5 separate regions of the Homo sapiens genome follow, and all the other regions are linked to region 5. Evidence: chromatin loops called from intact Hi-C (ENCODE). Cell type or tissue: GM12878. All regions are shown on one strand. Region 1 has its middle 18 kb from the start of GK. Region 2 has its middle 18 kb from the start of GK-AS1. Region 3 holds the start of TASL (TLR adaptor interacting with endolysosomal SLC15A4). Region 4 holds the start of GK (glycerol kinase). Region 5 holds the start of TAB3 (TGF-beta activated kinase 1 (MAP3K7) binding protein 3).

What was found. Hi-C counts contacts between places; a loop is a spot of excess contacts. Peaks named below come from ENCODE experiments on the same cell type or tissue, not always from the same donor. Only the 100,000 strongest peaks of a DNase experiment are listed, where the experiment ranks them.
Region 1: it touches region 5 in a loop (4-fold over the local background); 2 of 110 quality-filtered maps call a loop at or near these places.
Region 2: it touches region 5 in a loop (4-fold over the local background); 9 of 110 quality-filtered maps call a loop at or near these places.
Region 3: a loop joins it to region 5, with 3 times the contacts of the local background. A loop is called at or near these places in 8 of 110 quality-filtered maps.
Region 4: a loop joins it to region 5, with 4 times the contacts of the local background. A loop is called at or near these places in 19 of 110 quality-filtered maps.

Annotation. Positions count from the first base shown.
Region 1 is chrX:30,632,910-30,637,909 of GRCh38, reverse strand. No RefSeq gene overlaps it. Among named protein-coding and RNA genes, the nearest start is that of GK, 18 kb to the left of the region's middle. In GM12878, a CTCF peak has its summit at 2,072; no DNase peak of the experiment used is centred here.
Region 2 is chrX:30,733,924-30,738,923 of GRCh38, reverse strand. No RefSeq gene overlaps it. Among named protein-coding and RNA genes, the nearest start is that of GK-AS1, 18 kb to the right of the region's middle. In GM12878, a CTCF peak has its summit at 2,958 (motif pointing left); a DNase peak (open chromatin) is centred at 2,913.
Region 3 is chrX:30,574,888-30,579,887 of GRCh38, reverse strand. It overlaps TASL (TLR adaptor interacting with endolysosomal SLC15A4), which reads left to right and starts at 2,122. Exons shown (of 3, transcript NM_025159.3): 1 at 2,122-2,250; 2 at 3,022-3,136. RefSeq lists an enhancer at 1,891-2,100. In GM12878, no CTCF peak of the experiment used is centred here; a DNase peak (open chromatin) is centred at 2,107; H3K4me3 peaks cover 3,275 bases; H3K27ac peaks cover 4,275 bases.
Region 4 is chrX:30,650,374-30,655,373 of GRCh38, reverse strand. It overlaps GK (glycerol kinase), which reads right to left and starts at 1,951. Exons shown (of 21, transcript NM_001205019.2): 1 at 1,759-1,951. The coding sequence starts at 1,836. RefSeq lists a silencer at 1,862-2,281. In GM12878, no CTCF peak of the experiment used is centred here; DNase peaks (open chromatin) are centred at 2,163 and 2,603; H3K4me3 peaks cover 1,805 bases; H3K27ac peaks cover 1,841 bases.
Region 5 is chrX:30,886,590-30,891,589 of GRCh38, reverse strand. TAB3 (TGF-beta activated kinase 1 (MAP3K7) binding protein 3) reads left to right here and starts at 2,336. Exons shown (of 11, transcript NM_152787.5): 1 at 2,336-2,476. RefSeq lists an enhancer at 1,961-2,130 and a silencer at 2,291-2,680. In GM12878, no CTCF peak of the experiment used is centred here; a DNase peak (open chromatin) is centred at 2,089; H3K4me3 peaks cover 2,644 bases; H3K27ac peaks cover 2,017 bases.

The DNA.
Region 1 (5,000 bases), 250 kb after region 5:
CCCCTAACTTCCTTCTGTATTAGATATCTATTGGACATCCTGTATTTTATCTAAACCTATTAAGATGCATGTTCTGGCTCTTTTTTGTTTTTTGCTTTTGGAGACAGGCTCTCACTCTGTCACCCAGACTGGAGTGCAATGGCATGATCGCGGCTCAATGCAGACCTCCTAGGCTCAAGCAATCCTTCCACTTTAGCCCCTTGTGTAGCTGGGCCTACAGGCATGAGCCACCAGATCCAGCTAATTTTTGTATTTTTGTAGAGACGGGGGTCTTACTATGTTGCCCAGGCTGGTCACGAACTCCTGGGCTCAAGCAATCCTTCCACCTAGGCCTCTCGAAGTGCTAAGATTACAGGCACGAGCCACCATGCCAGGCTAGTTTCTGCTCTTGAAGACTCCAGTTGCTCTAGAGGGAGATGTAGACAGGTAAATAGGAATTGTAACATGTGGTAAAGACCAAACAGAAGGAAGCATAAGTGCTATGGGAATCACGAAGGAGGAAACTCTAACCAGTCTTTTAGAGTCAGAATCCTAAAGGTAAAGGACAGAAGTCATTCCAGCACAACCAGCAGCACATGCAAGGGCCCTGGAGTTACTTACAAACTGCTGTAAGGAGCAATACATTAAATATTATGCTTAAATCTCGATAAATGAATAATCTAAATGTATAAATTATATAAATACTTTCCTGTTTATGTCTTTCAGCAACCTTCAATTAACCATCATTGACCCCAATTTATAAATGAGGAAACCAAGGCTCAAAGTTTAAATGATTAAGTTGGAGTAAATCAAAATCAGGGTGGCAGAGTAAAGATGACAACATAGGTTTTCTAATGCCAAAGCAGTGCCCTTTTCTCTACATTCTGCCTCTCAGATCTGGTTCCCCCTAATAGGAGAGAACTGGGCAAAAGGTCAAGCAGAGGCTGCAGGAGAAAAGTTAGGAGCCAGAGGAAAAATGATATGACCTTTACAGTTTTTACCCAAAGGCAAACTCTACTTAATAAAGTATGCAGAATCCAATGTTTAGTAGTTAGATCAGAGTGCCTCGATACCTTCCTATGAACTCTTCTCTGCTTTCAATGGTCGACACTGTCATTCACATAGGTAATCAAGGTGGGGAGGTTCAGGATGACGTCTAACCTACTTAAAGAACTAATGTGGATGCAGTGATGGTAACCAACAAAAATGTCATAACATAGCAAGTAAATACAAAGAACTGGAGTTGCACAAATCACCTGATTGAAATTCTAACCTCAGTACCATTGCCACCCCAATGACATGCCTTTTTTTTTTTTTTTTTTTTTGAGACGGAGTCTCGCTCAGTTGCCCAGGCTGGAGTGCAGTGGCGCGATCTCGGCTCACTGCAAGCTCCGCCTCCAGGGTTCAGGCCATTCTCCTGCCTCAGCCTCCTGAGTAGCTGGGACTACAGGCGCCCGCCACCACGCCCGGCTAATTTTTTGCATTTTTAGTAGAGACAGGGTTTCACCATGTTAGCCGGGATGGTCTCGATCTCCTGACCTCGTGATCCACGCCTCAGCCTCCCAAAGTGCTGGGATTACAGGAGTGAGCCACCGCGCCCAGCCTATTTTTTTTTAAAAGGCATGTCGGCCAGGCACCGTGGCTCACGCCTGTAATCCCAGCACTTTGGGAGGCCCAGACACGCGGACAACCTGAGGTCAGGAGTTAGAGACCAGCCTGGCCAACATGGTGAAACCCCATCTCTACTAAAAATGCAAAACAAATGAGCCAGGCATTATGGCGCGTGCCTGTAATCCCAGCTACTCGGGAGGCTGAGGCAGGAGAATCGCTTGAACCCAGAAGACGGAGGTTGCAGTGAGCCGAGATCGTGCCATTGCACTCCAGCCTGGGCATCACCTTGAGACTGTATCTGGAAAAAAAAAAAAAAAAAAAAAAGAATAGTACCACACTCTAATACAAAACAAAGTTTCATTTCATTTATACTTAAAAAAATATACACATACCACACAAAATATTTAAGAACGGTAATAAGGGTTTTGTAAAATGTAACAAATAATAAGGTTGTAACGCCAGTAATCCTGATCTCTGTAGAGACCAGCACTGCCACCCTCAGTAAGAGGTGGAAATTGCAATTATCAAGTAAGAATATTATATTTTTAAATTAAATGAAAATAGCTCCCGTAATTAGCAGCCTTGATAGACTAATTGTGTTGGAAGAACCCTTAGAGATAACTCCTCATTTTCTACATTAAAAAATAGACTAGGCTGGGTGCGGAGGCTCATGCCTATAATCCCAGCACTTTGGGAGGCCAAGGCGGGCGGATCACGAGGTCAGGAGATCGAGACCATCCTGGCTAACACGGTGAAACCCGGTCTCTACTAAAAATACAAAAAATTAGCCGGGTGTGGTGGCAGGCGCCTGTAGTCCCAGCTACTCAGGAGGCTGAGGCAGGAGAATGGCGTGAACCCGGGAGGCAGAGCTTGCAGTGAGCCGAGATGGTGCCACCGCACACTCCAGCCTGAGCGACAGAGCGAGACTCCGTCTCAAAAAAAAAAAAAAAAATAGACTAAGTAGCTGGTGGTGCGCATCTGTAGTTCCAGCTACTTGGGAGACTGAGTCTGGAGGATCACTAGGAATTCAAGGCCAGCTTGGGTAACATAGTGAGACCCCCGTCTGTATTAAAAAAAGGAAAAAAAAAGACTAAGAGAAATTTGGCGACTTTTCTCAGTAACGTTTTTTGGGGATTTCCATATACCTGATGTCGTTTTATCTTTGAAACCTTGCAAAGTAGACATGACAGGTGGTATTCTGGTTTTGCACATAAGAAAACTAAAGCTCAGGCCTGGCGTGGTGGCTCACGCCTGTAATCCCAGCACTTTGGGAGGCCAAGGTGGGTGGATCACCTGAGGTCAGGAGTTCGAGACCAGCCTGGCCAACATAGTGGAACCCCATCCCTACTAAAAATACAAAATTAGCTGAGTGTGGCGCATGCCTGTAATCCTAGCTACTTGGAAGGCTAAGGCAGGAGAATCACTTGAACCCGGGAGGTAGAGGTTGCAGTGAGCCAAGATCACACCACTGCACTCCAGCCTGGGCAACAAGAGTGAAACTCCGTCTCAAAAAAAAGAAAAAAGAAAAATAAAGCTCAGAAAGTTTAAGCCTTGTTCATTAGCACAAGAGTAATAAATAACCTATGCCAGGATTTTGGGCTTTCTCCTGTATCATGTGACTATGAACTTTTATTGATCTGAAGGAACTGATAGTAAGAAAATATAATAACAAAGAAAAAACTTGACATTTCAATGTTTTCTTTTTTTAAAAAATTTTGTTTTATTTTAAGTTCCATAATGTGAGTGCAGGATGTGCAGGTTTGTTACATAGGTAAACATGTGCCAAGGTGGTTTCTGTACCTATCAACCCATCACCTAGATATTAAGCCTAGCATGAATTAGCTATTTTTTCCTGATGCTTTCCCTCCCCATACACACCCCCCAGCCCCGATAGGCACCAGTGTGTGTTGCTCCCCTCCCTGTGTCCATGTGTTCTCATTGTTCAACTCCCACTTATGAGTGAGAACATGCGGTATTTGGTTTTCTATTCCTGCGTTAGTTTGCTGAGGATAACGGCTTCCAGCTCCATCCATGTCCCTGCAAAGGACGTGATCTTGTTCCTTTTCATGGCTGCATAGTATTCCATGGTGTATATGTACCACATTTTCTTTACCCAGTCTATTTATTGATAGGCACTTGGGTTGATTCCATGTCTTTGCTATTGTGAATAGGGCTGCAGTGAAATACGCATGCATGTATCTTTATAATAGAATAATTTATATTCCTTTGGATATGTACCCAGCAATGGGATTGCTGGGTCAAATGGTATTTCTAGTTCTAGGTCTTTGAGGAATCACCACACTGTCTTCCACAGTCTTTTAAACTGTTGGTGGGAATTTACACAGTCCCACCAACAGTTTAAAAGTGTTTCTATTTCTCCACAGCCTCGCCAGCATCTGTTGTTTCTTTACTTTTTAACAATCACCAATATGTGGCCAACAAACATATGAAAAAAAGCTCAACATCACTGATTATTCGAGAACTGCAAATCAATGTTTTCTTGTGCAACCCATTAAAGAAAGTGGAAAGGGTTCTAGGTTAGGGACTTGAGACTCATTTCCAGCAGTCATTGGCTGAGTGACCTTGGGCTAACTTTTTACATGTTTTTATCTCTGAAGTCACATGCCTGGAGCTTAACTTTTCTCACAGGGTGGTCTCAAATGAGACAGTGGTTGGGAAGGTGCTGTGTAAAAAATAAAATGTTAGGTCATGATATGGTCAAAGCAAATTCTGGACCCATTATGCTTTGGAAATGTAGGAGATAATAAAAACATTAGGCCGGGCATGGTGGCTCATGCCTGTGATCCCAATACTTTCGGAGGCTGAGGCGGGTGGATCACTTGAGCTCAGGAGTTTGAGACCAGCCCGGGCAACATGGTGAAACCTCATCTCTACCAAAAATACAAAAAATTAGCCAGGCATGGTGGCATACACCTGTGGTCCCAGCTACTCAGGAGGCTGAGGTGGGAGGATCTCTTGAGCTGGGGAAGCGGAGGTTGCAGTAAGCTGAGATTGCACCACTGCACTGCAGCCTGGGTGACAGAGCAAGACCATGTCTCAATAATAATAATAAAATGAAAACATTACCTATTTAGGTACTAATCTAATGAGAGACATCTATGACTTGTAAAGAAGGATTCGGCAACTGTAAGAGCAGAAATAACTCTAAACACAAGAAGTAACACACGTGTTCTTCTTTGGGAAGACAATATGATAAAGAGATATTTCACAAGTTAATTTATAGATTCAATACATTACCAATTAAATTCTCAAGTACTTCACAGCACTTGAGTATCTGTAGTAAACTTTCTAAGAAAAATTATAATTCCAAGCTATATCTTTAGAAAAAAAGATAGTGTAAGATTTACTCTGCCAAGGCCGGGCGTGGTGGCTCACGCCTGTAATCCCAG
Region 2 (5,000 bases), 150 kb after region 5:
TGCATCTATCCTGGGTGACAGAGTGAGACCCTGTCTCAAAAAAAAAAAAAGCAGCGGAAGTGACATTGCGGGACTTTCCAAGCCAAGGCCTCACGAGGCCTTACAACTTCCACTCTTGCCCTCTTGGAATCCAGCCACCATGGGAAGATGTCTGAGCTATCCTGCTGGATAATCAATGTGGAAAACTGAGGGGTTCTGGCTGATAGCCCCAGCTGACTCCCAGATGTATGAGTGAGGTCAACCAAGGCCATCCAGCCTCCAACCAATGTGCCATTTGACTTGGATTACTTGTCCAGGAATAATCTAAGCAAGACCAACAGAACTGCCCTCAGTAGAACAGATCAAATCGATGCTCTACAGAATAGTGACCAATAAAATGGTTGTTGTTTCAAGCCACTAAGTTGTGAGGTGGTCTCTTACATAGCAATAGATAACTGATACACCCAGCTCACTATTTATTAAAAACCACAAATACCGGCTGGGTGTGGTGGCTCACGCCTGTAATCCCAGCAGTTTGGGAGGCTGAGGCGGGCAGATCACGAGGTCAGGAAATTGATACCATCCTGGCTAACACGGTGAAACCCTGTCTCTACTAAAAATACAAAAAAAGTAGCCAGGCATGGTGGCGGGTGCCTGTAGTCCCAGCTACTCGGGAGGCTGAGGCAGGAGAATGGCATGAACCCGGGAGGCGGAGCTTGCAGTGAGCCGAGATTGCACCACTGCACTCCAGCCTGGGCAGCAGAGCGAGACTCCGTCTCAAAAAAAAAAAAAAAAAAAACCCCACAAATACCTTAAACTGAAATTTTAATGCCTAAAACATTACTATAATTCTTGTTATTTGTTATTTTGAGGAGAAGATATTTATGAAAAATGTGTTAACAATGTAAATATATTTTGCTGTAGTCATCAAATATTTGATGGCAGAATTGTATTTTTTTTCCTTTTGACTTCAGAAAAATCTTTAAGCATACACAGTTAAAATGGCCAAGTCCACTTGGGTATACCAAAGTCAACTGATTACTGAAGCAGGGTAAAAAAACTGAATTTTCCTTTCTCCAATCCCTTCACCCAAGGGGCTACAATTAGCTCTGCTAAAGCAACATTTAGAAACAAAATTCATTATTTCTTAACCTAGAAACCTGAGAGGAGAAGAAGGAATAGCATAACCCTAAGGCCATTCACTTTATTTCAAGTTAACATCCTACTGAAACATTTTGGATAAAACCCTTTTTGATGATTTTCTATAAGAGAGTTAGCTCCAAAAATAGTTTTGTGAGCAAGACAATTTATTTGCCTACTTTCCTTGCCTGTACTTTCATTGTTGTGTAATTATAGCATCTATAAATCTACAACTAAATTTTTCACTAATAGTACAATGCAAAGCAAAATGCCTTTACTTCTTTTAGATTTGGATTACTCAGTTCCAAAATAGTTTGTTTTTTTAGAGTAACATATTAAATTTTTTAAAATTTCTTATTTTAAATAAAACAATTCCATTTGAAATAAACCTTATCCAAAAGATGCCCACGGGATTATGGTGTTAAAATTGTTGGTTTAGGCCGGGGATGGTGGATCACGCCTGTAATCCCAACACTTTGGTAGGCCAAGGTGGGTGGGTCTCTTGAGCCCAGGAGTTTGAGACCAGCTTGGGAAACATGGCAAAACCCTGTCTCTACAAAAAATACAAAAATTAGCTGGGTGCAGGTGCAAGTATGAGTCCCAGGTACTCGTACTCGGGAGCTAGGAGGATCACCTGAGCCCAGGAAGGTAGAGGCTGCAGTGAGCCATGATCACGCCACTGCTCTCCAGCCTGGGTGACAGAATAAGACCCTGTCAAAAAAAAAAAAAAAAATTACTGGCTTATAGATTATATGATTAAATAAATTTAATCCTGTATGTAGCTTATTATTGTTGATAGGAATCTATTGTGGGTTTTTTTAGAAGTATATACTTTGTGTCTTAAAACTGTATGTGGAATGTCGGCTAGGACCACCGGCATGTACCACCATGCCTGGCCAATTTTTCTTTTTAAAATTATTTTTGTGTAGAGATGAGGTCTCACTGTGTTGTCCAGGCTGGTCTCAAACTCCTGGCCTCAAGTGATCCTCCCACCTTGGCCTCCAAAGTGCTGAGTTTACAAGTGTGAGCCACTGTGCCTGGCAGTTTTATTATACTTGGATGCTATGGCACTTACAACGTATGATCAAAATGCTGATGGATTGTAGTAATAAAGAATACTTTCTTAATAACTTTGTAAATCTCAACATGTAAAAAGCTAATGACAATGATAATAGAGTTAAAGATTTGCCTGGTATTGACATGATAATGATGCTATCAACATAAGGGACAATTTAACACGATTTTGTCTTGATTTGGTCATGTTTATAGATTGTTATATAAAAAGATTTTTTTTCTGTATACCTTTCTAGAATCATTCGGTGAAAGGCAAAAGCAAAAAAATAAGAGTAAAAAAAATTTGGTTCATATTGAGAAAATAATGGAGGAAGAATTTTGCCTTGGAATTGGTTGATTCTAGTATGTCATTCCAAGACTCAAGTATAAACAGAAGTTTTTTTTTTAAAAAAACGCTTTTTTAATAGAATAGGCTATAACTAAGAATATATTTATGATTGAATAAATTTAGCAGAGTATATGTGTAATTAGCAGAGATATTTGAAGTATTAAGTGTTAAATTATAGAGAAATGTCTATAAACCTGACTTTTATGATGAGCTAAAAGTCTAAGGAAAATCAAAGATGCAAGAGCGTAAACAGATTGTTGGATTCAGTTAAGCCTCTGGTTTTTACGATCTTATCATGAAAGCATTCTGTACATCTCCCACAGTCACTACAATGCTTTCACTTTACTATGATTACCAAAAACCAGTACAGTAGCAACTTCTGCTGATAGGAAGAAATGTCTAAGACAGAGAAGCCCGACTGTGGAAAGTAGCGTCACCTAGCGGCCGAATTTGTTTCTTACAGGAGACCAGCTTTTCAAAAGATAACTGGGTCACTAGAGCCTATTCTATTTACATGGCCTTTAGCAAGCTGATAAAAGAGTTTAGGCTGAGTGTGGTGGCTCACACCTGTAGTCCCAGCATTTTGGGAGGCCGAGGTGGGAGGATCTCTTGAGCCCAGGAGTACAAGGCCAGCCTTGGCAATATCGTGAGCCCTCCCCGATCTCCACAAAATTTTTTTTAAAAATTAGCTGGGTGTGGTGGCACGTGCCTGTGGTCCCAGCTACTGAGGAGGCTAATCCTGGAGGATGGCTTGAGTCTGGGAGGTCGAGACTGCAGTGAACCGTGATTGTGCCACTACACTCTAGGCTGGGCAACAGAGCAACACCCCATCTCAAGAAAATAAATAAAACTTAAAATAGTTTAGACTACAAGTGATGGAGTTGGAAAACAAGGGAATTTTTTTTTTCCCTAAGCTTCTGATTCTCTGGTTGAAAAATAGGGGAATCTTGTATGGTACAATTCCTTAATAAATGTTGATTGGATATCTGAGACATTTCAGCAGAAATGGTTCAGCATCTCTCCACATTAAAATCACTTAAAATTGGCATTATGGTGTCTAAAATACAACCTAATAATAATAATAATAAAAAAACACAACCATTGAAGTCCTGTCCACTATGATCTAAATGTAAGACACCTATGTTAACACTTGTAGCTTCACCAGTTCTTCGAGCTGGGCACAGAAATCCTTGGCTTGAGCTACATAGGTGCTTGGCTCAAGCCAAGAATCTGGGGCTGGATAATGGTGTGAATATTTTCTTTCCTTAGTTTTGAAGGGCAATCTTCTTTTGGGAAGGCTCAGGTGGCTAGCAGGGAGTGCAATTCAATTAGCCAAACACAGTTGTTGGAGCTAATTAGGAGTCAATAATAAACAGCTGCAGGCTTCAGCATATACAAAGCCCTGTGTACGACAGGCACGGCCCTGCCCACGCCTGCCATCCATGGGTGTCTCTCTCTGAGAGGGAGAGAAGGGGAACATGGTGTCTCTGATGAACACCTGTATATATGGGAGACCTGACAAAAAATCTCCTTCCAATAATTTTTATTATTCCAGTCTTAATCCATAGAAGATAATAGCTCTGGTTTTGTTTATTCTAAATGAGCCTGCTTAATAGAAAACATTAAGAATCTCTCTTATACTCATTTCTGATTATCCTGAACAAAAATATGTACTCTGGCCGGACACAGTAGCTCATACCTGTAATCCCAGCATTTTGGGAGGCTGGGGCGGATGGATCACGAAGTCAGGAGGTCGAGACAAGCCTGGCCAAGATAGTGAAACCCCGTCTCTACTAAAACTACAAAAATACCAGGCATGGCTGCGTGCACCTGTAGTCCCAGCTACTCCGGAGGCTGAGGCAGGAGAATCGTTTGAACCCGGGAGGTGGAGTGCAGTGAGCTGAGATCGCGACACTGCACTCCAGCCTGGGCGACAGAGTGAGACTACGTCTCAAAAGGAAAAAAAATGTACTGTCTCTCTGTGTGTGTGTGTCTGTGTTGGGGGTGAGTGTATATCCTTGCAGGATACACATCTATTTAACATATAGAGTTAGAGAATTAACTGAACCTGTGGGATGGAGACATAGAAAACATTGAAAAGTCACGGAAGAATCCTAATAACTTAGTTTTATTCATTAGTTATGTCTCTTCCTTTAAAATCGATTAGATAATGCAACTAACTAGCAGTAACGTCTCCCTGAGTGTGGGCAAGGAGAATTAAAGTATCAAACCATAATGGGGGAAAAACCCAGCATAGGTGAAATTAGAGAATTGTTCCATTTTAGAGTCAAGTTTTCCTTCAATAGCAGGTTTTAATCACCTCATCACCCTACCGTTTTAACCACGTTTTTGTGGTATTTTAAACACATATTATAAAGGAAACAAATGTCATTCCATTTTATTATTTAGTACTTTCTTTGGACTGTAATGAATTAGAACCCGGAATACAATAAAACAGGTCTTCTGCGTAACTTAAAAT
Region 3 (5,000 bases), 310 kb after region 5:
ACATTGAAGAGATATCTGCACTCCTATGTTTGTGGCAGCACTGTTCACCATAGCTAAGATTTGGAAGCAACTTCAGTGTCCATCAACAGATAAATGGATAAAGAAAATGTGATACATATACACAATAGAGTACTATTCGGCCACAAAAAAGAATAAGATCCTGTCATTTGCAACGACATGGATGGAACCAGAGGTCATTATGTTAAGTGAAATAAGCCAGAAACAGAAAGTCAAACATCACATGTTCTCACTTATTTGTGATATCTAAAAATCAAAACAATTGAACTCATGCACATAGAGAGTAGAAGCATGGTTACCAGAGGCTGGGAAGGGTAGTGGAGGGCTGGTGGGGCAGGTAGGGATGGTTAATGGGTGCAAAAACTAGTTAGAAAGAATGAATAAGACAAAGTATTTAATAGCACAACAGGGATACTGTAGTGAATAATAACTTAATTTTACATTTTAGTATAACTAAAATAGTATAATTAGATTTTTTGTAACACAAAAGATAAATGTTTGAGGGGATGGATACCCCATTTTTCATGATGTAATTATTATGCATCATATGCATGTATCGAAACATCTTATGTACCCCATAAATATATACACCTACTGTATACCTACAAAAATTAAAATACAAAATTTTAAAAAGAAATATTCTATTACATAAGCATGTATATACATATATTCCTTAAAAATACAAACTGGAAAATGAGTTCTTGCTAAACAATATATGTTAGAGATCTTTTTTTTTCTTTTTTTTTTTTTTTGAGATGGAGTCTCGCTCTGTCACCCTGGCTGGAGTGCAGTGGCACAATCTCAGCTCACTGTGACCTCCACCTCTCGGGTTCAAGGGATTCTCATGCCTCAGCCTCCGAGTAGCTGGGATTACAGGTGCCCACCACCACGCGTGGCTAAGTTTTGTATTTTTAGTAGAGACAAGGTTTCACCATGTTGGCCAGGCTGGTCTCAAACTTCTGACCTCAAGTGATCCACCTGCCTCGGCCTCCCAAAGTGCTAGGATTACAGGCGTGAGCCACCGCACACAACCTACATAGGATTTTAAGTATGCATACGTTCTCATTTACTTGGCCAATATCTTATTTATGGATATAATTTTTTCTAGTCATTTATTTTCTCAAGCAATGCTGCAACAAATATCTTTTCACATAAGTCTTTGTGTACAAGTGTAAACATATAGCTTGGACAAATTTATAAAAAATACAATTGTTGGGTCAAAGGGTATGAATATTTGTATTTGAGAGATACTGGGAAATTGCCCTCTAAATATGTTTACAATCTCATCAGTAGTGTTTGAGAGTGCTTGTTTCTTCACAACTTTGCCCACACCATGTATTATTGTTTTGACCTTCGGTATTTGGAGAGGGAAAACTTTTTTCTTTTTTTTTTCTTTTGAGACGGAGTCTCGCCCTGTCGCCCAGGCTGGAGTGCAGTGGCGCGATCTCGGCTCACTGCAAGCTCCACTTCCCGGGTTCACGCCATTCTCCTGCCTCAGCCTCCCGAGTAGCTGGGACCACAGGCGCCCGCCACCGCGCCCGGCTAATTTTTTGTATTTTTAGGAGAGACGAGGTTTCGCCGTGTTTGCCAGGATGGTCTCGATTTCCTGACCTCCTGATCCACCTGCCTCGGCCTCCCAAAGTGCTGGGATTACAGGCGTGAGCCACTGCGCCCGGCCGAGAAAATTTTTTTCATTTACATTTTTAAAAATTATAAGTACCATTGAGAAATAATACTTCTTAAAAATTATAGATTAGTAACGAAACAGAATTTCCTAAAGTCATATGTGACTTTGGCTTTCTTTTGGGTGAAGGATCCCAGATAATGTACTTTTCTAGAAAGGAAATTTAATTCTGTTGCTAGGGTTCTTACAAAATGTGTAACCATAAACTATTTTAATAAGAGACAGTTTCGTAGATAGGTTTCATTTTTCGAAAAAGGGGAAGAAACACCATTCTGTGGCTTGATGTGGCTTTGTCAGTTACTGCCTCCCCACCTCCCGGGACTTCCCACTGCCTCTTTAGCACAAATCGGACTTGAACAAAAACAACTCTTTTTCCATGGGACCAATTATAAAAAGAATGGCTTTGCACTGAGCAGCTCAGTCTACTGGTCTCATCAGTGAAAGGCTTGTGAAAATTTCTGGAAAGAGCATTGGCTGGCTTGTTCATCTCTCTGTTTGGTCAGTTGCTGTGTTTCTGCCGGATCAGATGAGCAGATTGGTTAGTGAAGGTAAGAAAAAGAAAGCAAAGGACCCTAGAACTCCGCTATTATTTTTTGTCATCTGTCTTCTCACGCTTTCTTAGCCCTTTATCACGAGAGCGCTGATCCATTCTTATGACATCTAAAATGCTTTTCTAGCTTACCATATCAGAGACAAGTGGGAGTTTAAACAAGCATTCAGTGGAGTTGAAAAATAAAGAGAAATTAAGCCCAATACTTCCTTTCCTTACCTCCTCGTGTCCACATTCTAAGCATTTCTAAAACACTTATATTTTTACCTACAATTTTTGACTGATCTGAGCAAATATTTATTGTGTTATTTTTGCAGTCCTCTTTCACTAATTGCCACACTGGTTTAGCTTCTGCATTTTTAAAAGAAGGCCTAAAAACCTAAGCAGGGTTTTGCAGGGACAACACAGCTCTTGAATTCAGTTACGGTGATGCAGTTTTAGAGACGAAAACAATCACAGTCCTTTCCAATTGGATTTGACTCTCAATTATTCAGTTCAGCAAGCTTGTGATAGTGTTTTTCTGTGTGGCAGGATGTATTCAAAATGAATGCGATCTATAGTGAGGATGCTTTTCGACTTTCATCTGGGTGATTTGGGGAAAGCTTCCCTTTTGGTATTAAAGATAGCGCATGTACGAGTGGAGTTTTGTTTGAATTATCTTTAGACTCGCTCAAACATTCTTTGTCTTGCGCATATGAATCTGTGCTTAAATATAGACCTGGTTTGGACAGAATATTTATATTGATATTTTATAACATTTCTTGCATAGGTCAGTGTGAGAAGAAGATTGTTTCTGAGCTTGAGAAGCTTCTGGAGGATTGAAGAGTATTTGAAGTCTGTGTCAAACATCCATATCATAAGTGGAATTTTGGAGATATTCAAAGGTAGTACACTAATTCTATTATCTCAGAGCAAAATGATGTTTGAAGTATTTATATCAAGTCACTGAGACATTTCTCATCTCATATGTAGTGATTATTTTAGATATATAAGATATTGTCCCTCTAGGCTCTTAATAAACATTATACAATGTAAATATGCCTTCATTAACTAAATATGGTTTTTTCCCCCTCCCAATTTTTATTTAGAAATGTTTCAAATCTATATAAAAATTGAAAGAATAGTACAACGAACACCCATATTTTCATCATGTGTATTAATCAGTGGTATCTTTTTGCCACATTTACTTTCTCTCTCGCTTTGTCTTTCTCTGTCTCTGCCTGTCCTTTTCTCTCTCTCTATATGTGTATATATATATTCACACACACGCATGCACATATGCACAGTTTTTTCCCTGAATGGTTTGAAAGTATGTTGCTGACTTTAGGACACATGTCACCCCTAAATTCTTGAGCATGTATCTCCTAAAAATAAAGGCAGTCTTCTATAACACATTACAACACCACGGAAACATAACATCAACACAATACTATTATCTAAGATGTGATACACATTCAAATTTTCCTAATTATCCACATGTCCTTTAGAATCTTTTTATGTTTTAAATCCAGGATCCAATCAAGAATCTTGCATTGCATTTGTAGTTGACATGCCTACAATTAAGTAAATGTTAATGAAATTGGCATAATTAACATGATTAACAATGATTAACAATTATAACACCAAAGAAATTTATATCAGTACAATACTATTATGATAGGTTTCTTATTTTTTTAGTCCTCTCATTTTGCATCAAAATACATTGAAAGTGATTCAAAAAATGATCCAAAAGGTTTAATTTTTCAATTTATATCAAGAAGGAGTATAAAGAAAAATCCAAACTATGATAAAATATATTTACTAATATTTCTGCACCAAAGTTTACATTTTCTGAACTAAGAAAATTCACACATCAGATCGTCCTTGGAAGTAGCCATTAACTTTGGTCATAAGAATCTAAGCAGAACCAAACAAAAAATTATTTATTTACTTGGTAATATTAATATGAAGAAGAGAGGGCTTTTGATTTATGATTGTATTATCTTAGCCATAAAGTTATACTTTCAGAAATTAATTTGTTAAGAATCACTTCATATTTGATACAAGAATAGATAATCCCAAATTATATGATTTGTAACAGAAATTGAAATATTAATGAGCAATATTTTAGAGCATTCATCAATAAATTCAATACAAGCTGAAATAATAGGGATATAATCTAAGGTATGTGATTAAGTGATTATTTCCAGCTCTAAGGAACAGGTATTTTTAAAGATAAGAGTAAGGAAACTGCAGATGCTATTTTATACAGGGAGGTCCTTCCTAAAGAAGCTTTTTGTTTAGGTAAAGGTCTAGCATCATTCACTGAAAAAAAACTGGAACATGTAATACAGATTTGGTTACATTATCATAATTAAATCATGAACAAAACAATATTCAAGTTTTTCAGTGATCACTTTTCAGCAATTTACCTGCAAGTCCCCCACACCAAGAAAGTCTTAAAAAGTTTACAATGGAATTATGGGATTTAGAATTTATATTATAGGGTAATATAATATAGAGGTAAAGAGATGAAATACAGGATTTTGAGTTTTGCAGGCATTAAAAAATAACACATGACCTACATATGATTTTAACAAGACTCTCTAATTTGAGACAAACATAAATTAGCTCATTTGATTGGAAAATTAAAAAAAAATAATGTGCTAAGGAATGTCAATGAAAACAATCTCAAACATTGCTGGTGAGAGAATAAATTGATCCAAGCTACTTGAAAGGAAATTTGGCAATAGCTTTGATCTGGTAATT
Region 4 (5,000 bases), 240 kb after region 5:
TTGTGTGGGCAATTCTTGAATATGGCTTTAAACATCAACCCACAGTTAGTTGGCACATGTCTTAATGGTCTTTCTTAAGTTGGGAAGATGATGATCGTGTATATTATGTATTAATCAAATCCAGTTAAGCAAACTTTCTTATGATTCAGGATTACTCTATAAACATTTCTATGAATATAAGACAAAGTGAAACCTGCCCTGGGTGATCAAAAGATAAACAGTGCAAGAGACAGTGGAACTATGCTTGGCAGCTCAAACCAGGGTAAGTCATTAAATAAGATTCAAACCAAAATTAGACTGAAAGCTTCTCACTTTAGACAAAAAAAGATATGTCAGGATCAAAGCACAAATGCAGTTTTTAGTCAAGTGCCAGCTCTGACAGAACTTTGAAAAAATATATACATTGTATGTATAATGCCTATGTATAAATATACACATATGTGTATATATGTACAGATATATACATACTAAATAACACAGGAAAACATGATTTGCGGTAAAGTGAAGAGCTAAATAATCATTAAATATTTACATCAACTTGCCAAGTTAGTCAAATATCCATTGAAAGCATGGGCTTTTATCAGCAGGCATTCATTTCAATTACTTTTATTTATTTTTTATTTATTTTTATTTTTTTGAGACAGAGTCTCGCTCTGTTGGCTAGGCTGGATTGCCCAGGCTGGAGTGCAGTGGTGTGATCTCTGCTCACTGCAACCTCCGCCTCCCGGGTCCAAGTGATTCTCCTGCCTCAGCCTCCCGGGTAAGTAGGATTACAGGCGCCCGCCACCACGCCCAGCTAATTTTTGTTATGCCAGGTTGGCCAGGCTGGTCTCGAACTCCTGACCTTAGGTAATCCACCCGCCTCAGCCTCCCAAACTGTTGGGATTACACGTGTAAGCCACCGCGCCCGGCCTCAATTACTTTTAAATTATCTTACTGAACTCTGTGCTAGGTCACTTTAAGAGCAAGTTTACTAATTGCACAAAAATTAATCAGCAGTCACTTAAATAGCAATCTTTTGTGGTAAAACTGTGCTGTCACACATGGTAAATAAAAAGAGAAACAGAATTTCCGTGTCGCATTATGCTGTGAAGCACAGTAAGGACAATCATTTGTTTGTAATGGGCAAAGTCTCAGAACTGAAATTTGCGAGTCTTCGGAATTAAATAAAGATTATGGCAAAACCAGTGTAGTGTGACTGTTTCCTAATTTGTTCTGCCACCCTCCCCAGTATTCAACCCTCTGCAATTTTTATGGGAGAGGATGACAACGCATCATCACTCCAATACTTTATTCGTTCTACTGCTGGAAAGGACGCTGTGTTAGCTACCACAGCCGTGACACAGCTTTCCCCCCATCCAAGGACGTCCTGTGTCTCGCAGGCCAAATGTTCCTGGGGAAGACCGCGGTAGCCGTCAATGTGGCCACCTGTCCCCTACTGCAAGCGGGCCGCTCTGCGCGGATGCTCGGAGAGTCCCTGCTCCCTTTGGGGGAAGAGTCACCCCATTAGTAGGTGACCCAGCTCCGCCACCAAAACTGCGACTGTTCAACTCGGCCATGGGGGTCATGAGAGGCCGAGGTCCCCCAGGCCTGGCTGGGGCATCCCCAGTGTGGCAGGTCCCGTTCCGGCCTCCCTCCTTGCCCAGCGGCCGGGGCACCGGGCCGGAGAGATGCGGGATGGGGACACAACAGCCACCCCCTCCGTCCCCCGACTCCCGCCCCGGCTCAGCGCCTCTTCACATGTCACCCCGGGCTCACCAAAAAGCGCGTCGAACTGGTGCCCTGGTCCACCGCCCCCACCAATGGCCCCAAAACTGCCTTCTTTGAGGCTGCCATGAAACCAGCTTCAGGTCGGCCGGCGATTGCGGCCGGTTTCCTGGGTGACGGCGGCGGGAGGGGGAGGGGCAGGTGACGAGTCCAGAGATCGAGGCCGCGCGCGTCCGCTGAACGCTCGGACCGCGCTCGAGGCGGCCCCTTTACCCGCGCGCAGCCTTCTCACCCCGCCCCTCCGGCCCAGGCCCCGCCCCCCACCGCGTACCCCCAAGGCTCCAGGGGCGTGTCAGGGGGGGTGGGGGTGGGCGCTGTCACCTGGGCTGGCCAATCAGCAAACGCAAAAGAGCCGAACGCTCGGACAGGCAGAGGGCGATGAGACGTCACGGGGGCGGGGCCTGGGCGCGGTGGAGGCGGCGGCCCGCGCAGTAGGTCACGTGGGGGCCCGGCGAGCGGACAGCAGAGCCATCCAGCTGCATGGCATGGGGCGGAGACGAGTACTGCCCTTTGGCAGGCAGCGCTCCTGGCCGGCGAAAAGAGCGCACTTCCACTAGTGTCCTGGGGCTCGCCTCCATAGGGGTCTCAAAGTGTGTAGAACTGCTTGTTCCCTCCAGTGGGCTGTGCAGAGTCGTGCAGCGACGTGAGTCGCTGTGTGGACCTACCCGGCCCGGCCTTCCCGCGTTTCCCACGCCCCGCCCACCTCCCTGCATCTGGCCCCTGGTAATCGTAATCATTCCTTTGGCTGGGATTGACCCCATATAGGGTCACCTCAAGGAGCAACGCGAATCCTTCACCGTTGCAAGCTTTTCAGGGACAAGAAACGCGGAAGTTCTTTCGGTTTAGCATTTAAGGAAAGCACCCAAAATCAACCTCCCCAAGTTCCTCTATCGACCATTCAGGCAGAAGGCGCCCGGCACCACTCCGTCCTGACGCGCCCTTGCTCCTCGTTTGGCCTCACTCTGCGGTCCCCTCCCCCACACGCCATTTCCTCTCCCTCCATTAACTGCTTTGGATGGCAGGGGACAGAAAAGGGACTCTCCCTTGACCTTGAATTTACCTTGCCCGGATCCTTCTGGATCCTGTGTTCTAAGGGCTTTCAAACTTGGAACCAAGACCCACACTGTGAAACAGTTTACAAAACAAACCCAGGCTCCAGTGTGTGTGGGCGGGGAGCACATTTGTAGTTACAATTGTTACACATGTAAATACATGTTATATACATCTAATATACATTTATGTATGTATAGAAAAACTTTCCAAAACAATATTTGTCCTTCCACAGTATGCATTCTGTATTTTTATTCTATGGCATATCATTTTTTTTTAATGCTGATTGAAAATCACTAAATTGCTTTTGTAACCCACCATGCTCTCTATCAATTTTAAAAGCACTCCGCTATACCCACTGTCATTTCTTTCCATCCCTTTCCCAAATCTCTGTGTTCTGGAACATCATTTCTTTTCCTTTTTTTTTTTTTTCCTTTCTTACCTTGCTCTACACCACGTCACTTGTCCATCTCTGTTTGTATAGTTTTACCACACATGATCTGAAAGCAAATTTTCCTAAACACCGTCTAGACCTCACATTCTAATGTTCCAGATGAAGCCTGCTTATGGACATACTAGATTTAATAACTATCGATAAACTGGCTTGCTTTAATATAAGAGTGAAGATGAGTCAGTATCTCTGAATTTCCTGGAAGAGGAAAAGAGGGAGACAGGCATATAAGCAAGGAACCAGGCCAACTTGCCTCTAAAAACAGTGAAAGGCATTAGTTGAGTGAATGATATAGAAAAGGATTTTCTTGGTTCTAGAAGGCAGTAAAAACAAAGCCACCAAACCTACCACATCGATCCATTAAAAAAAAAAAATCCCTGACCACGTTTGAACTTTCACATACTTTTGACTCTCAGATTCCAACAGGACAGCAAATTATTTGTTTGGCAGCACAATGGGATCAGAATTCAGACATTTCAGAATAAGTTGGGCTAGATGTACATGGGGGATTCTTAAATTTGTTGATCCTATGGTTCCTACAACAATGTGTATTCCACATCCTCATTCCTTTCACCAAAACAAAACTGAAAAGCCAAAATATTGGCCTTTCAGGCGTCACATCTCAGCACCCTGTTAGAGATGAGGTAAAGATAAGGGGAAAGGTGTTAGATGGAAGAGTTGAGCTCAGCCTATCTTAAATATTTACTGTGAACTTTTTTTTTTTTTTTTTTTTTTTTTTTGAGTTGGAGTCTTGCTCTTTCGCCCAGGCTGGAGTGCAGTGGTGCAATCTTGGCTCACTGCAACCTCCACCTGCCTGGTTCAAGCAATTCCCCTGCGTCAGCCTCCCAAGTAGCTGGGACTACAGGCCCGCGCCACCATGCCCGGCTAATTTGTTGTATTTTTAGTAGAGATGGGGTTTCACCATGCTGGGCAGGCTGGTCTCGAACTCCTGACCTCGTGATCCGCCCGCCTTGGACTCTCAAAGTGCTGGGATTACAGGCGTGAGCCACTGCGACCGGCCTACTGTGAATTCTTATAAGTCCACTTTGTCTTATTTTTTTAGAATTACAGTCAGCCTTCCATATGTGAGGGTCTCTTATCCAAGGATTCAGCCAACCGCAGATCAAAAATATTTGAAAAAATGTCAATACAACAATAACAAACAATACAAATAAAAACAATACCATGTAACAACTATTTTCATAGCATTTACATTGTATTAGGTGTTATAGTTAATCTAAAGATGATTTAAATTTACTGGAGGATGTGCATAGGTTACATGCAAATACTATGCCATTTTATATAAGGCATTTGAGCATTCTCGGATTTTTGTATCCTCGGGGTAGGGAGGGTGAGTGTGTGTGGTGAGGGCGGCGGGGGTGGGGTCGTCCTGGAATTAATCCCCAGAGGGACAAATCCCCTTTTGCTTGACTTTTCTCACTCCCTCAAGCCCCAGCTATTGTCCAAAACCTTTATATAATTGTAAAAATCAACCAATAGACACTCTGATTCCATTTTTCTTACTATAATTGAGACAGAGTTGGAAGTATTAATAACAATGGGGCCTCTGAGGCCAAGAGCGCATAAGTGACATACATCTTAAGACTAGCCAGCCTCCTGTGGTAGAATCAGAACCAGAATTTCAGTCTCCTGACATCAAACCTAGTGCCCTTTTACCAGAGTCTGAGGGAAGGGAAGCTGAAGGAAGTTAGGTAGGAAACCAAACAAAAAG
Region 5 (5,000 bases):
AGAATAAGACCACATTTCACAGTCTCCCTTGCAGGTAGATGCAATAACGTGATTAAGTTCTGGCCAGTGGGTTGTGAACATAAGTTGATGGTAACAACTTCTGGGTCATGCCCTTAAAGGAAATGGGTAGGCTTTCACACCCTTGATGACTGAAATGTGATGTCGTGCTGAGCCATTCTGGACCATGTAGACTAGGACGACAGTCTAGGAATGGTGGAGCAAGAAGACATAGGGAGACTAAACCGTGGCTCACTTTGTGGAACAGAGCTGCCGTATTAGTCCACTTTTGCCACGTAATAAGGAAAAGTCTCAGTGCCATGCTACAATAAGCATTTATTTCTCACTCATGGGTTTGTGAGTTGGCTGGGGCTGCTCTGCTTGGTCCGAAACCTGAACTTGAAGCAGGTTTTCTACAAATGTTTCAGCACGATGGGCCCCAGTATGTGGGGTGTGTGATAGGAGTGAATGACCCCCTTTCTGACCACATCCAGCTTCCAAAATGAGTGGCTCTTGACACTGGAGCTGCTCTACTTCAGGATGTGGGTCAAGTTCAGCTCCAGTCCAGGTGTCACATTCTCATCCCCAGGCTAGAGGGAGATTGGAAGCTCCCAGAGGGACAGGAGAACTTCCTTCCCATAGCAGCAGTTGGATCCTTTGCAGTTTCCCCACACTTGCAGAGACAACGTCTTGAGCCCCACTCAAAGACACGAGCACCAGCAGATGCTGCTCCTTTCTCAGAGGTCTGAGTTTTACCTCCACAAGGCAATTCCTCTAAACGTCTAAATTGTAATAATCCCAACCTCTTCCCTTCCTCCTCCTAGCTCTAGGCATAGTAGCTGCTTCCTGCAGTTGCTACCTCTGCGATACATTAAGAGTTCTCTCTGACCTTATCAGTTGCCTAATAATCAATTCTTGATATTAAATTCTCTTGGTTGAAATAATTGGGGTGGTTTGTTTCCTGCTATCGCCCTGAGTGATTCACTGGACTAAATCCTATGCCTGTCAGACACCGCTCAAGAATTTTCTCTTTGGCTGGGCGCGGTGGCTCACCACCTGTAATCCCAGCACTTTGGGAGGCCGAGGCGGGCAGATCACCTGAGGTCAGGAGTTCAAGACCAGCCTGGTCAACAGGAGAAACCCTGTCTCTACCAAAACTAATCAGCCGGGCATGGTGGCACACACCTGTAGTCGCAGCTACTCGGGAGGCTGAGGCACGAGAATCACTTGAACCTGGGAGGCTGAGGTTGGAGTGAGCCGAGATCACACCACTGCACTCCAGCCTAGGCAACAGAGTGAGACTCGGTCTCAAAAAAAAAAAAAGGAATTTCCTCTTTGATGTATTTTATATCCTCCCCCCATATCTGTCACTCCTCTCTGTACTCATTTCTATCATAGAACTTACTGTGCTAAAGTGTCGTCATTGTTTTTTCTCATTCATCTCCATCCCAGACCAATAGCTCCCTGAGATCACAGCATTTCCTCAGTAGCTGGCACATAGGAAACTGAACAACACACGTTTGAATGAATGAGCAAGAAAAAATAAAATAGGAAAAAGAATTATTAGTATCAGATGGCTCATGTAGCACTAAAAATGAAAGAGAAAGTTAGATGGTGATGTGGGAAACAGGAGGACTGTGGCTGCCAACTGTGAGGCCATCTGCAAGCACACAGCAAGAAGCTCTTGATTAATAATGTGAACCCATAACAGGATGAAGAAGGTGCAGCTGAGGCTTTGCACAGAATACTCGGTGACAAAACCCATAAGGACAAGCAAAGGGTTAGAAGACTCCCGGGGACGCAAAAAGTGTGTTGGCCATTCGGGCTCCTGAGGGATGACCAAGCCTTAAGGGACGCCTCTCACTTGGTGCCTGGTCCTGCCAAGCCCTTTACTGGGTTTCTTGACTGGGTTTCATTACCCCGCCCCGCGCCACTAGTGGAAACAGGTAAAACCTGGAGAACTAGGTCCTACTTTAGGGGCCGTTCCGGGCATGCGTCATTACCCGCGCACGCAGGCGCAGTAACTTCTTCGGTAACTGGTACTGCCCATTTCCGATATGGGAAGCGTTTGCTCAGGCTTCCCTAACTTATCACCTTTCCTTTGGGCCCCCGCCCTCCTGTTCCTGTGGGGGAAGCCTCGCGAGATCGCCCTGGGCAGTACCCGGCGGCGCCATCTTTGTGCCTGGCGAGCGACGGCGCCCGACGGAAGCCCTGAAGCCAGAGCTTGCTTGCCAAGCTCTCGCTCAGACCGGATCTAGGAAATACGAGGCGGGCCTCGGTGGGAGGGACGCACTGAGGGAGGAGGGAGGAAAGGGGGCGGCGGCGGCGGCGGCGGCTCACACCGGATCCCGGCCCTGCACGGCGCGTACCCTGGGGGTTCGGGCGGGGAAGCGGCGCCGGCCCGGACCCCCCGCGGGAGTAGGCGACGGGCGTGAGGGCGAGGCGGCGGCGGCGGCGGCCAGAGAGCAGCAGCCGCCTGGTGAGTGTCCGCGGGGAGGCCCGGCACCTGCCCGAGCAGGGACGTCGGGGGCGCCCCCGGGATCGTCCCAGTGACCCTGTGCCTGAGACGGTGGGCGTGTGCGCAACTGCGGCGTCCCGGGGACTCACCCCGGCCCGGGACTGCGGCTGACAGCGGGAACTGCGGGGCTGCCGGAGGTTTGCGCAGGGCCTGGCGCGTCCGCGCCCGCCCCAGACGCCCCGAGAGGCCGAGGGGAGAGGGAGTGGCTGGGGTGGGGTGTCGACTTGATTGGCCTTGGTCCCCCAAACGGAGGGGACGATGCCCTTCCTCGCCGGACCCTAGGCATTGCGGAGAGTGAGCCTCTGTGGACCGGCTTTAAGCCCCCAGGAAGGTGTTTGAGGATGAGGACTAGCAGCACCAGCGTGGGGGCCGTTGAGGGTGTTGAGAGATGTGAAGGTTAGTAGCAGTATAGTAAGAATTGTTGGAGAGGAGGTTTCCAGATGACTGTTGGTAGGTGTTGAGTAAGGAGAAAACACTGCTTTCCTTTAAAGATCGCACAAGCAGTCCTCTGAGGTCCAACAACAGATTAGAGTTATTCCCAGTTGGAGTTCTGTAGTTTACTACCGTGTGCCAGCTCATAAAGTGCGTAAAAGCAGGATTTGAAGGGTGAGGGACAGGTGAGGCATAAAGTAAGCTGCATAAAAAGATCCAAAGTTTGTTAATGTGTTAAAGTGTAAATCCTTCTGTTTCTACTGAAATGTAACTTATTTAAATTATTTAAGAAAACTTGCCACCTTTGGTCCAGACCGGGCTTGTCAGTTCGATGTGTTTCTTCAGTGACGTTTGTCAATCAGGCAGTCATTTTGGCATACAGTATATTTACTTCTGGTTTCTAAAAGAACAAGAATGAATGAGAAAAGGGAACAGTTTGGCAAACTGAGCTTTCTTTGCGCACTTTTTCATTTTGAAAGGATAAGAGAATTTACTTTTTTCTTTGCTTTAGTAATGATTTGCAGTAGTATACAAGAACACGTGGAAGAAGAAAGGGTTTTTTGAGATGAGAGTTTAATTTTGCACAGTGTTAAATTATAAAGGGCCTCATCACCCATGGTAAGTTTTGTGATGGTGTGTTTTATGAACACCGGAAGAATACAGGCACATACATATACATGCTTTTTAGTCAGTGTGTGATATGAATCTTTACAACCGTAGGGACAGCCCCCGCCCCCACTTGCTTACAACTGGCTTAATCAAGGGAAAGACTTCAGTGAAGGTAAATATTAAATATGTGATTTTCATCTTCACATCTGAAAGAACATAATCTGCATTCAGTCACCCTGAATTTTCATCCATATGTTTATTTGATGGAGTCTTCCCCTCAGTTATAGATACCACATTGTGTACAGTTTGTTGGAGCAAACAGAGCTAACGTCGATTATATTCAGGCACTGGAGATCCTCACAGCTACCCTATGCTAAAGATAATGTTATGCCGATTGCACAGAACAATACTAACCTCCAATATTCTTTGGCGACTTCGCTGAGGAGATTATATAGCTGGTAAATTGCAGAGCTAGAACTCAAACTCATGTAGGTCTGATTCTAGAGTGTGTGTTCTTTCACCATACTCTGCGTAAGTTTTTGTGCTGACTGATACAAATTTTATGAAAATGGAAATTTGTGTTACAAAGAAACCTTTCAGTTCTGTTGGTAATCTTGAAAGCTTTCAGTGTCCTTGGCTCCAGATAATCTCAAGGTTTTTTTTTCTTTTCAGATGCGTCCATTTTCTAGCCAGAGGTAACATTTGAGCTAGAAGTCTGCTGATCTGTAAAGAGATTCCTGATAGCTGGTAGTGACCTATCTGAAATTCAGATATTTTCAGTTACTTTGCCTCTTGTGTCAGCATGCCCAAGATACTTCAAAGAACAAATATTTTGTTTATTCTAGTCCTGAATAGTATTTCAAATTACATTATTACATGGCAACTATCTATAGGGGTTTGAATTTGCTTTATCAGCTTGGAGGTACACATACACATCCCTGCCTTCTCCAGCAAGTGGAGTACTTGACAGCTGACCCTGTTTTTCTTCTCTTTAATAATTTGATACAAAGGTTTTGGACCCTATTCATGATTTGCAGAAAAGACGGCAGCTCTTCTGGGATCCACCATAATCTGCTATGGGGCAAGGGAATGAAAGACCTTAACAGGTTCCCAGGCAGTATCTGAGGTGTTGATGAAACAGCAGGAACATCTTGCCAGTGGTCACTTTTATCTCCCACTGGTCTTTGCTGTTGCATTTCTTATGTGCTGCAGAGCCTGCTCAAGAGAAGGGCTCCACATCTGAATAGAGTTGAAGTGGAACAGCCACAGAAATCAGAAAAAAAGAGAAAAAGATACTAAATGTCTGGTAGTCATCCTCCACCAAGTCACTTAGTCAGGTTTAGCTGCCTAGTTAATTATCTCTGGCTGAAAGTTCTAGAAAAGTTTTGAAATTTGGGGTTTGCTGCTTCATCTTTTAAGAAGTACATTGTTTGGGGGCCTTCAG